3 separate regions of the Homo sapiens genome follow, and regions 1 and 3 are each linked to region 2. Evidence: chromatin contacts called from ENCODE Hi-C or POLR2A ChIA-PET data. All regions are on one chromosome and are shown on one strand. The core of a region is the stretch at or near the end of the contact, and the rest is flanking DNA. Distances in the headings are between cores, read along the strand shown. Region 1 holds the start of SMCHD1 (structural maintenance of chromosomes flexible hinge domain containing 1). Region 2 holds the start of NDUFV2-AS1 (NDUFV2 antisense RNA 1). Region 3 holds the start of MYL12A (myosin light chain 12A).

Evidence for each region. Hi-C counts contacts between places; a loop is a spot of excess contacts on that map. ChIA-PET counts read pairs that join two places held with the same protein, here RNA polymerase II (POLR2A). Pooled maps may share reads with other maps.
Region 1: a loop to region 2 is called in a map of CD8-positive, alpha-beta T cell, with 31 times the contacts of the local background. The contact joins the promoter of SMCHD1 here to the promoter of NDUFV2-AS1 in region 2. A Hi-C loop is called at or near these places in 2 of 168 maps with a recorded cell type or tissue (CD8-positive, alpha-beta T cell and naive thymus-derived CD4-positive, alpha-beta T cell) and 9 of 50 pooled maps. POLR2A ChIA-PET finds 5 or more read pairs at or near these places in 1 of 52 experiments (T-cell).
Region 3: a map of CD8-positive, alpha-beta T cell shows a loop between it and region 2 (8-fold over the local background). The contact joins the promoter of MYL12A here to the promoter of NDUFV2-AS1 in region 2. A Hi-C loop is called at or near these places in 1 of 168 maps with a recorded cell type or tissue (CD8-positive, alpha-beta T cell) and 11 of 50 pooled maps.

The regions. Positions count from the first base shown.
Region 1 is chr18:2,653,474-2,657,758 of GRCh38, reverse strand. It overlaps SMCHD1 (structural maintenance of chromosomes flexible hinge domain containing 1), which reads right to left and starts at 2,033. Exons shown (of 48, transcript NM_015295.3): 1 at 1,498-2,033. The coding sequence starts at 1,683. It also overlaps the pseudogene CBX3P2. RefSeq lists silencers at 1,331-1,510, 1,741-2,190 and an enhancer at 3,225-3,854.
Region 2 is chr18:9,135,055-9,139,066 of GRCh38, reverse strand. It overlaps NDUFV2-AS1 (NDUFV2 antisense RNA 1), which reads left to right and starts at 2,347. Exons shown (of 3, transcript NR_110772.1): 1 at 2,347-2,703. It overlaps ANKRD12 (ankyrin repeat domain 12), which reads right to left and starts at 2,286. Exons shown (of 13, transcript NM_015208.5): 1 at 2,102-2,286. RefSeq lists silencers at 1,519-1,568, 1,609-2,008, 2,219-2,568, 2,919-3,008, 3,011-3,184 and enhancers at 2,139-2,188, 2,679-2,728.
Region 3 is chr18:3,246,551-3,250,278 of GRCh38, reverse strand. It overlaps MYL12A (myosin light chain 12A), which reads right to left and starts at 2,478. Exons shown (of 4, transcript NM_006471.4): 1 at 2,370-2,478. It also overlaps a transcript of MYOM1 not described here. RefSeq lists enhancers at 1,340-1,409, 2,542-2,771 and a silencer at 2,172-2,251.

The sequences.
Region 1 (4,285 bases), core at 784-3,283, 6.5 Mb after region 2:
ATGGACCATTTCAAATTTTGATTTGAAGACCTACGTTTAAAGAAACTTCTGACACTATTAAGTGAAAAAATTAATAGAATATAAAACACATATTTTAGTAATTTAAAAAATGGAGTGGGAAGGAGGAGGAAGGCTGAAAAGACATAACCTCAGGTGCTAAGAGTAGTCATATAGTAGTTTTACAGCGAGTAAAAGATTTACTTGTTTCCCCCCTCTGGTTCCATATTTTCTTTAATGTACTGATATTTTTACTATAAACACAATAAACGTAAAAAGTTTCCCTTTTGTAGAATGGTTCTGAATAGAAAGCATTCAACAAAAAAGATGAGCATTCATTCACTTTTCAAACACAACGGGAATCTACTACGTTCAGGCACAGAATTAACTTGAGGGGATAGGTTTTTGTCTTCATTCATTTATCCATTCTAATCTGGGCATTTACAATGTCGCAGGCACAGTTCTAGACGCTGGGACTACAGCTGTGAACAAAAGAAAGTCCTTACTTCTCCAATCGTTTTCATTCTACGGATCACGATTTCAATTATTTCAGCAACCATACAGTTATATGGTCTAGAACATTTCTAAACCTATCAGCCTCACGACAAAACACGGCTTCAAAGTTCTTTTTTTCCCTTGGACGCTAAGTGTTCTTAACAGCTTAAAAAGGGACCTCATATGGTTAATTCAGAGCATGACAATATTCCTTCTTCAAAGCTCAGGCAATGCCACCACCTCATATCTATAAAGTACATCACAGTTTAAAGCGGATTTCCCTCCACGTTCATTTTCAAAGCGAACCAATACACGGGGTAGGTACGTTTTCTGGTGCTCCACAGCCACCCATACCAACCTTTGACTTGGTTTGGAAATTCCCAAGGGTTAGGGCTCAGACAGGCAGAAGGCCAGCTCTACCTGCAGAGCTGACCTGGACAAGTGTCTCCGTGCGGAAGGATCCCCCCCGCCGCCCCGCCCCAGAAGGACCTGCAACCTCGACAGGGCAACCCGGGGACACCCCGCATCATCTAATGAACTTGGGGGAGATGACTCCGGGCATTTCACAACTTCCCACCGTCGCAACACTCACAACAGAGCCCCTGGGCGTTAACTCCCTTCTCTCGTTTTAAAAAAGTTACAAAGTAAAAACAGACACCACCAACGGCTTTCCCTAGACTGCAGGGCCGCAACCGGGCTAAGCTCGCCCAGGGCCAACAAACGCTGAGCTCTCCACCCGGGCCGGCAAGGCCTCCCGTAAAAGGAGCGGAGGCAGAGGGAGGGCCACGGGGGAGCCGGCCCTGCACTTCGAGGCCCGGGCCAGGGCCCGCCCGAGGCGTCCGGCCACCAGGTCACGGACATGGCGGGCACACGGGAGAGGGAAGCCAAGGCCGCAGGACCGGGACCGGGTGACAGGTTTATTGCCCTCAGTGAGCAAGTTGAGTTTCTCATCACCCTCCCGCCCCCAAGTCTACACGCGCATCCCTTCCTCGCCCCTTCGCGTACCTGACACACACACGCGCGAAATCCCGCGTAGTCCGAGCGCTCCCCGACCTGCAGAGGCCGGTCCCCGAGCTCGGACTCCTTTTCGCGCCGATCAAACAAGTACACCGTCCTGTGGCCGACGCCTCCGCCATCCTCCTCAGTCCCCACAGAGGCCCCACCAGGCCCGCCGCCGTCCGCCGCTGCCATATTGGGGAAAAGGAGAAAAGACAGCGACGCCTGCCGCCGCCGGGCTCAGGGCTGAGGTGCGCGCTCCGCGCGGCGCCTTCAGCTCCAGCTCCCGGGGCGGCTCGAGGCCTCGGCCCGGCGCGCTGCAGCTCCTCGTCAGCGGCGGCGGCCGAGCAGCGGCAGGCGCGAGGATCACCCGGGAACCGATTCAAACGCGCTCCTGCCCGTGCACCACGTCACTTCCGCGGCCCGCCACTCCTGAGGAGAAGGGGACGCGCGGCGCGCTCCTCACCGGGCCCGGGCCCAGCGCCTATCGCCGCCCACGCGAGCCTCACGGTGCGACCCGCGACCAGCGCCGCCGCCGGGACTGTGGCGCAGGAGGAAGAGCGGTGGCGGGTGGCGGGCGGCGGGCGACAGCGAGGGGCGGGGCGAATCCAGCAGGCCGCGCGGGCAGGGGCGGGGCTTCGCCGCGCGCGCGCCCGGGGCCCGCCCCCTCGGCCCTCGCGAAGTTGGAAGGAGGCTGAGTCTTTCGCGGCTGCCTGCGCCCTGCGGGTAGTCCTCAGAGGCCGAGGCGGGAGAGCAGGGCTCGGGGGCAGCGGGGGAATCTCCCGAAGAGCTGTGTTCTCTCTGTGGAAAGGGCCCCGCTGCCTTCCCGCCTCTCCAGGATCCCGACTGAGCTTGTAGGTGCCGCGCCGGCTGACTGAGCCCTCTCTGGCTGGGTCGCGTGGACGCGGCGGCGGGAAGCTTCAGGCCGGCGGTACTCGCCGGGCGCAGAGTCCACCAAAGCGAGCACGTGGGTCCCTCTGCCGAGAAAATAGGCGCTACGAGAGCCGGCGCCCCTTTTTCCTCCTCATTTCTTAGTAGTACTGGGTGGGCTCCAGCGTGGGCCCCCGAGGCAAAGCGGGTCCGTGAGAACGTCAGAAGGGCGCTCTGTGACGTCACAGCGTCCCCGCCCCCCGCACCCTCTGGGGGCCCTGGAGCGCCGACGGCATTCGGGGTACGGGGGTGACTCCAGCGCCCTAGTTTTAACGCTGCCTGCGCTTCGCGGTCTCCCACGTGCGTGTAAATTCTGAAAGAACCCACGCCACAGTTACTAGGGTTAAATTAGATGTTCGCAAAATTCTTAAGGCCTAATACGTTTTCAATCAAAGCCTTTAATCGTCGTTACCGGGCAGCGTTTCATTAACTATCCTCATCGTGGGCAGGTAGTGCCCTAACTCAACAAATAAAATGCCATTGTTAGAGGACTAGGTTTACTCTCCAGTTCTTAGAAATCGTGAATACTGTATACTTGAGAGTGGTATGTAAATTCAGAAACCCAAAGGTAGCAGATAGAGGGGTTTTTCAAATCTCAGAATATAAGCCTGGATAATAGTGCGTTTTCTGTTTTACTAGGTTTGCTAAAACCTTATATGGACAGACTTACAAAGTTAGTGTTATGTTAGAAACCTAGATTTGCTTGTGGATGTCAAGACGTTTCAAGATCGTGGGGAATGTGTGTATAAATTGACTACACATATACTAGAGGTAGACACCAACTAGAACGAAATTGTGAAGGCGTGTTTGGGGAACATACATTGTTTGGCTGGAAGTGAGGAGAACTGAGCGGTAGATGGTGGAAGATAAAATTGGAAAGACATAAACTGTGGCCAAATGCCGTTCATGTTCCTTAAGGTGGAGGTGGAGGAAAAGAAAACAAAAAAGTAACCCCCGATTCTAATGGAATTTCTTTGAAGTCTGATGTTTTATTTACCTTTCAAATTCATGCGAATGTCTCATTCTATTCCTTTATATAGTGGTATTTGAGTTAAATGACTCAAAGAAAAACACAAATTGTTTTTCTAATTCTTAGTTAATGGGTAAGATGAATTGCCTCTCTACTTCAGCAAATTGAGATTAGAGCTGGAGATTCGTCATCAGGGCAATTTCTCATTTCTTTGTAATACCAGATTATACAAGCACACCTCTTTCATGTCTTTAGAAGAGATTTCAGGATCATCTCTAAGAGATTTTTTTTTTAATGGTGCCAGAGAAGTGTACTGCAGTATTATGGGCAGCTCTTGATGGGAACATTGATGTCTTACCTTGTTGAGAGATCGAGTCTGAATCAGTTTCTTAATGGCAGTATGGCATCACTTTTGTTCTCAGAATATCAAACAATTTTTTCATCAAAGAAAGATGACGAGTTTGTTCTTTATTTAATTGTCATCACAAGTAAATAAAAGCGTTTGAAATGACCCACTTCCTTAATGAGTTCTCTTCAATTGACTCTTAGTTTTTGTTAATTAGCTATCTTACTACAGAGTAAAATATTTAAGTGGCCTTGTATCAGTTATTTATTGCTACATAACGAACTTCCCCAAAACTTAGTGGCCCCTGAAGAAGTTCCCCATTCCCTTCTTCCTTGCATGTAGCTCAAGTTTGAGTCAGGCAGGATTTGAGATGCCACAGACCCAGACCAGGTGCAGCTCAGAGATGGTGAACGAGATGGTGAACAATAGCTCTTCATGTCTGCAATTAAAAATGGCCTCCAGTAAAACTACAGTCGTCCTTTGGTATCCTTGGGAAATTGGTTTCTGGACCGGGACCCCCATGGATAGGAAAATCCAAGGCTGCTCAAGTC
Region 2 (4,012 bases), core at 1,098-3,597:
AACTAATTCTTACCAACTACTATGAAAATTATGAGATTATGAAAACTATACAAGATTAAGAACATTAAAAGTATCCTACATAAGTACACTTAACACTCATTTTCCTTCCATTTTAACACCTCATCTGTCTCTAAAACACATAACGAGTTAAACTTGACCTTAGCCAAGATGCCTGTAGAGCTTCAGAAATTTATTCAGTGCCTGTATCAAATATAAAAGATCCTTAAGTAGTAAAACTTTTCTCCCCTTGTCTATAATCTCCAGGGGTAAACATTTCAAATTTTTAAAGGCTCCTGCTTTTAACCCAAATTAAAGATTTTTCTCAACAAGACTGTTAATATAACGACTTCATCTTACACGGTGGACACTATCCTCATTTTGCTTTTAAGCCACTTGGCACCAATAGAGCATATGTTCTGCCAGTTCTGAGCTAATCTCCAGGAAAGGCTTTGTATAACGATTAAAGAAACTCAGATCAGTGCCCAAGATTTTTAACGGCCTACTTGAGCATATGTTTTTTTGTTTGTTTGTTTGTTTGTTTTGGTATGTTTTTGCGACGGAGTTTCGCTCTTGTGGCCCAGGCTGGAGTGCAGTGGCACGATCTCGGCTCACTGCAACCTCTGCCGCCCGGGTTCAAGCGATTCCCCTGCCTCGGCTTCCCAAGTAGCTGGGATTACAGACATGCGCCACCACGCCTGGCTAATTTTGTATATTTAGTAGAGACGGGGGTTTCACTATATTGGTCAGGCTGGTCTCGAACTCCTGACCTCAGGTGATCTACCCACGTCGGCCTCCCAAAGTGCTGGGATTATAGGCATGAGCCACCGCGCCCGGCTGTGCATATGTTTTTAATACACAGTTAATTTACGATAAAATAGCTATTTCACTAGCCTTTCTTTATAATTTACATAAACCATTCTAAAATGAAAACGAAATACATGACTGCAGATGCAGGCTCATTTCAACTTTAGGATTAGAGGTAATTCCGAACCATTACATACACAGCACTGGATCTGCAACACACTTCACCTTAGTTCGCAGTTTAACCACGGGTGTCCAGTGGAAATTACAATCCCGGTGACTACACTGCTTTAAATGTTTCCTAAGGTTTCAACGAGTGCAACAGTAACTTCCTATCCCAGACAGCGTCTTACTGTTATTACTAAAACAGCTGTCAGCTAAGCTTCGCATACCTCTTTGTACAACCGTTTATTCAACGCTTTGGGATCTGTAAGGATGCGTCACTCCACATCACTCCTCAAAACGAGATCTAAGAACCTGACGTGCTCCAGGGGTCTTGAAGCATCACAAGTGGGTACTTGAAAAACGATGACGGGAACTGCCTGTCCAATGCGGCAAGGTTATTTTACACTGGCATTTAAGACAGAACTGTAGAGTGGCTGCTCTTTCCCCGGACACTACTAAAGCAGCAATTTCCCCTTCTTGATTTCATCCACCTCTCCCAGGACCCGGGTACCTCCGACGCTCCCGGCCCGAGCGGCCGCGGCAGACTCCCCGGCGTCGGCGCACGCTCGGCGGCTGGCGGCGGGAACGCGCGGCGGGCCGGGCGCGCCCCCGCCCCCGCGGGTCCGACCGCCGCACGCCAGCGGCGCCCTCTCGGCCGCGCACACTCACACTCGCACGCACACGCTCCTCCGGCCCCGCCATGTTCCGGGAGGCGGCGGCAGCCCAGCCCCGCCAGCCGCGGTGAGGGGCGCCCGCGACGAGGCCAGCTCGCGGCCCTCCGCCCGGCCCCCGCCCCGCCCCGCGCAGCGCCCCCGCCCAGTTGGCGGCTCCCACCTGCGCCGCGGCTCCTCGCGACGCCGGGAGGGGCGGCGGCGGGCGGGGCCCCGGCGGACCCGCGCCGGGGGGCACTAACGGCCTGTCACTGTCAGGCGAGCTACGGCTCGGGCCAGGCTGGGCGGGCGGCGCGTCGGGACCGGGGGGGGCGGGCAGGGCGCGTCCCCTACCTTGCTCTGGGGAGGGGGAACGGGAGCAGCGCAGAACTGAGGGGATCTCCTCCCTGGCGCCGGGGACAAGCTCGAAACCGCGCCCCTCCTTCCTCCTTTCCTGTCGCCACGCCCCCCTCACCCGTACGGACCCGAGGCAAGGCCGGCGCAGGAGGCTTCACCCCCGGAACGAGTGCTTCGGCGTAGCCGTCGCTGTCGTTGTCTTCGTCGCCGCTGCAGCCGCCTGTAAAGCCGCCGGAGCCGGGCTTGAAAACATCTCCGGTCTCGGTCCGTCTCTCACCACAGCCTCCTCGCTCCCAGGACAGCGTCGCCCCGCGATTGGCTGCGACGCGAGCACGTGACACCCGCGGACACGTGACTACCGCGGGCACGGGACGGGCGGCGTGACCGCCCCGCCCCCCGGCGCCCGCCCCTCCTGCTGCTCAGCCAGGCTCCGCGAGCCGCAGGGCGGGGAAGCGGGACGTACCAAGCGGCAGGCGGCGGAGGGGTGCGGGCCGGAACTCCGCCCTTCGTGCTGGTCGGTCTCCACGCCCCACTCGGACTAGTGTCACCGCCTCCCCGCCGCAGACACTATCCGACAAAGGAGGGGGAATCAAAGGCTGGGCGAAGAGGCAGGGCAGGCGCCGGTGACGCTGCTGGGCAAGCGGGCTCTGCAGTAGCATTTGTGGCGACCGTGGCAGTGGCTGTGACTGGAAGCTTCTGGAAATGGCGGCGATGAGGACCCCCACATAGGGTATTCACCTGTTATTTTTACACGGGGTGGGTGGACGAGCGTGATCCAACTCAGGCAAAATGACGCTGCGACCGCAGCCCGAGGACTAGGCGAAGTTCCCCCGCTAAGCCGGCGGCGGCCGTCTGGCCCCGCACCAGGCCGGAGAAGCTGCACCTACGCCCAGAGCCCGCGGCCCCCCGCCTCAGGTGGGGCCCTGGGCCCCGCCCCGAAAGCGCGGTAGCGTGCACCTGCCCTGGCACCAGGGGGTCTAGAGCGCGTCCCCTCCCAGCCACGCCTTCCAGTGGCCTTTTTAAAGAGGAATTCAGTGCACCCTCCCACACGTAGTGTTGGGGATTTGAGAGGGAGCTGCTCAGGTACTAGGAAGGGTGCCGGAGGAAAATTGACCGTCGCAGCGTGGCAGCAGCGTGTACTCACTCCCTTCTGGGCGCGTTATTTACGTAGAGGTTAATCTGCAACAACAGCGTCTGTTTATGACTTAGTGCATGCAGTTACAAGTTTATGTTACACTGTCCTTTAACGTCTTGATGAACTGAGGGTTCAGGTGTGATCACAGCAGATGAAGTGACATTCAGACCTGACAGGGACGGCGAGGTCCCATCAAATTACTATGTAAAGCATAAACCTGCATTAAAGATCAGGAGTTTTTCCTTTCCTGGGTTCCTGATTTCTCCCACCTACAAATCTTTAGGGTCAACAAGACTAGAAAAAGAGCACCTTATGGCTAGAGGTGGAATAGTGTTACATTTAACTTGGTTATTTATGATGTGAAATACAAAGAAAAAAACAGTCGCCTATGAGAAAGTCAGGAGAGCTCCAGGGTAGGACATTTTCATTGTTACTTTTTTGTGCCACTTGGAAAATTAACTGTTGTTTACCTTCTCTCAATTAAAAAAAAAATCTTAAAGACATACTTAAAAATAATCGTTATAGCCGAGCGCAGTGGCTCACGCCTGTAATCCCAGCAATTTGGGAGGCTCAGGCGGGCAGATGGCTTGAGCCCAGGAGTTTGAGACCAGCCAGGCAACATAGTAAGACCCTGTCTCTAAAAAAATATATGAAAATTAACCAGGCTGGTGGCGCCTGCCTGTGCTCCCAGCTGCTCAGGAGGCTGAGGCCAGGGTATTGCAGTGAACCAAGATCACACCACTGCACTCCAGCCTGGGGACACAGCCTGTCTCAAAAAAAAAAAGCATAATTACTAGTGAATAGTCTGTTTCAAGTACAGGTGACTTTGAGAAATCGAGGATTAGATTAATATAAATTATTCATGCATTAAAGCTGGCTAATGCAAAACTAATGTACTACAGCT
Region 3 (3,728 bases), core at 1,229-3,728, 5.9 Mb after region 2:
TCGAAGTTTAGAAAACTAGGGTATACCCCTTAATCTAAAAAAGTTGAAATTGCTTTATTATTATACTTTAAGTTTTAGGGTACATGTGCACAACGTGCAGGTTACATATGTATACATGTGCCATGTTGGTGTGCTGCACCCATTAACTCGTCATTTAACATTAGGTATATCTCCTAATGCTATCCCTCCCCCCTCCCCCCTGAAATTGCTTTTTACAAAAAGCAAGCTAGGGTAAAATAAATTGAAAAGATTTCATGTCAATGTAATTATTCTTTAGGATGCAAAGATCGCCAGGTAAGGACCTGAGGTTTCCAAATTACGAAGCTCCTCAATCATAAAGTCGAGTCTTTATTTACTTATTTATTTTTATTTATTTATTTTTGAGACGGAGTCTTGCTCTGTCGCCCAGGGTGGAGTGCAGTGGCGCGATCTCAACCTCCACCTCCAGGGTTCAAGCAATTCTCTGCCTCAGCCTCTGGAGTAGCTGGGATTACAGGCACCCACCACCATGCCCAGCTAATTTTTGTATTTTTAGTAGAGACGGGGTTTCACCACCTTGTGCAGGCTGGTCTTGAACTCCTGACTTCGTGATCCACCTGCCTCGGCCTCCCAAAGTGCTGGAATTACAGGCGTGAGCCACCGCACCCAGCTCGAGTCTTTATTTTTGAGGGATTAAGTGAAAGATCCTTGGTGTCAAGGAGTGTCTGTTGTACGAAACTGGAAAGTAGAGAGACTTACAGAACAGGCTTCTACAAAATATGAGGATTTCAGATGCATGAGAAAGTGGATGAAGGGCAGTTAGGAGACTGAGTTTACAGATCTAAAGGAGCATAACCTTTTTTTTAAGTCAGGCGAGGTGAGCGCTGGTGGCAATGAATCTGGTTTTTATTTTGTGTTTTAGCTCAGAATCATTGTGGGCTGTAACGAGAGATACACAACATGATTAAGGAAAATGTTAGACTAGATTAATAGGTGGGAGAAATAGAAGAGATTCTCAAAGTGGCTTTCCCCACACACCAAAGGACACAAGAAGTTTTCAGAATCTCTAGAAACTATGTTCATTTATAAAATGGGATTAATCCATACCAATATATACATTAGAGTTCTGTGGTTAGAATCCTAGAGTCCAGCATTTATTTACAAAGTGGCAATAAATGTAAAATAACCTAGAAACTTCTTCTACAAAACGAACACTCAAATTGATAATATTCTGAGAAATATCACACATTCTGCAAGAAAAAACCACCATCTTACAAAACACTGCGTACTGTGATAGCACCTAGTATTTGGTGGGCTTTCTAAACCCTGACCAAATATACCGCCTCATTTAATCAATGCACTTAAAAAAAAAAAGCCTAAGTATAACTTATTTTCTGGTGCTAACCACAATTTTTAAAAAGTGTATTTCAAGTTGGTGCTTCCGTTCCAAGTAAACCAAGTTTCATTTCTTATGCAAACTTCCGGTTGAAGGTAGGATTCGTTCTCTTGGACTGCCACACCCAAAAGTTCTCACCACTGGACAAAGACAATTAGCTGTGAGGGCTGACTTGCCAGTAAAGCCTCGCTTTTGAAAATAGAGTGCTTTTCTGATTACCGTTTATTAGAGCCCTTCCAGAACATGAAACAAATACCAATAATTTTAAGAAATATTCGCTTTATTCGCCTTTAAATATGAAACTTTTTGCACTTAAGTTAAAATCTCTGCTAAATCCATAGGTCTCTCAAGAACTGACAGATACATTCATATACCTACTAAACTACTTTAAAAAGAAGACACTTCCATGGCGAATTGAATTAGCCCAAACTTTCCCCCCAAATGGGACAAGGTATTACATTTTGGAGTTTTTCTTCGAGTCACAAACTAAACTCCAGATCTCTCTGTCCAAAATTTCATCGCTTAAAGAAAAAAAGTTCTAATTACAGGAGCGGATACTGAGCTGAAGAACTTCCCAATTTGAGTTGGTTATTCCTACTAAACGCAGCCACACAGCTGCAACAACAGCTGCAGCAGGGGGACAACGGGCTACGTTTTTGCGCAAACCCTCTTGAATCGGGCAAGTTGACGTTAGAAACTAAAATAGTCCCGGAGTCAGCTCTGCAGGGGTCGGGTTTCGCGGGCCCGGCAGTCGCCCAAGCTCAAGGCGCCAGTGAGCGAAGCCACATTTCCAGAGTTCCAAGTTTGGGCACAGGAGCGAAGTTCGGGTCTGGGCCACTCCAAGCCATGGCCTCGGATCCCAGAACCGGGGACCTGGCTGGCACACCTGCCCAGGTGCGCTACCGGCGCCAGGAGCCCCGCCGCCCTCCAGCTGCCCCCGCGGAGACGGGTCCCCGGGATGGGTCTCACGCGCCCGAACGCGAGCGCCACTCACCCGGCACAGCTACGAGAATCCGAGCACCTCTCCGAGCCCCTCGCTGCCGCTATCACACCACCCTGCTACCCAGAGAGCCGCTAAAAACCACCGCTTCCGGCCTCTGCTTAGCAAGCCGGAAGGAAGCCCGGTCACCTTTCTTGGCCCGCAGAGTGGGTCTGACTTCACGGAGGGGCGACAGAGAGGGAAGTCGCCAGTGTGGTCAGCGGGCGTGGTATTGACCAAGTGCATGAGAAGGAAGTGTAAAGTGGGCGACCTAGAATATAGAGCAATATATAATGGTCCTCTGGGTCCTGTTACTGAGTTTCCTTCTTTTTTGTACCTGTTGTTGCAGTGTTAAGTCTTCCTCCCCCCTATCCTTTCCGCAGATGGTTGCGTCCGTCCTGTGGCTTTGCCTGGCCGCACATTCCAGGGCACGGCGAAGGGCGGGGCCCGTCGGCCCAAGTCCTTGTAGGGAAATCGAGGAGAGGGCTGCGGGCCCACGTGACTGACCCTCGCCCCGCCCCGAAGCCGGGCTCCAGCTTGTGGGCGGTAGTGCGCCTGCGCTTGACGCCCCGCGCGGGGTCTGGGTCTCCGCCTGAGGGCCCCGGAGCAGTGCGCGTATCCCGGGAGCGGATCTTGATGCTAGCTCTGTGTGCAGTGTAATTTTATTAAGAGTCCCGCCCCCTCCATACGGGAGGAAACGTGTGTCCCTGGGGCCCTCAGCCAAGCCTCCACTATCTTTTTGGCCCAGACGGATTTCCCAGGTCACAAGTGGCTGGAGACTTCCTCTTGAAAAACATTTGCCGTCGTTTTTCCCTGGCAGAGCCCCTTTGACCCTGGCTAACAAGGACAGCCTGACTTGGATCCCACTATGCAGGAAGGAAGGCGACTCTTCCCCGCACCTCTTGCTACGATTAGGACTTGCGACTTGGTGAAAACAGGAATCAAAACTTGGGCCTATTTCTCCTGAGGTCTGCTTGCCTAGAACAATTCGTAACGATGAATCTTATTAAAAAGAGAAAGTCCTCCCCGACTTTATCTTTTTCCGCCCAGAATCCGATAAGGAAGACTTGTTCTGGCCCCCTCAGCTCTCTGACCTCACCTACCAGAGGAGAGAGTGGGATCCTCTAACACTCGAGCCGTCATCCCAGCACTAGGGGACAGTGACCAGTGTGGCTCCCGTGGCCAGAACCCTTCTGAAGTTTGGGTTGCCCTGTGGTCTTCGCCTTCAAAGCAGGCCGCCACTTGAATCCTTCTGGAACGGACAGTGTTGCTGTAAACGCCGCGGAATAGTATCTTCTAAGTATTCGTAGCTTCTTTCTTGAGGGATCTCGGGAACGTTCCGTGTATTAACCACTAACGTATTCCAAAGTTAAC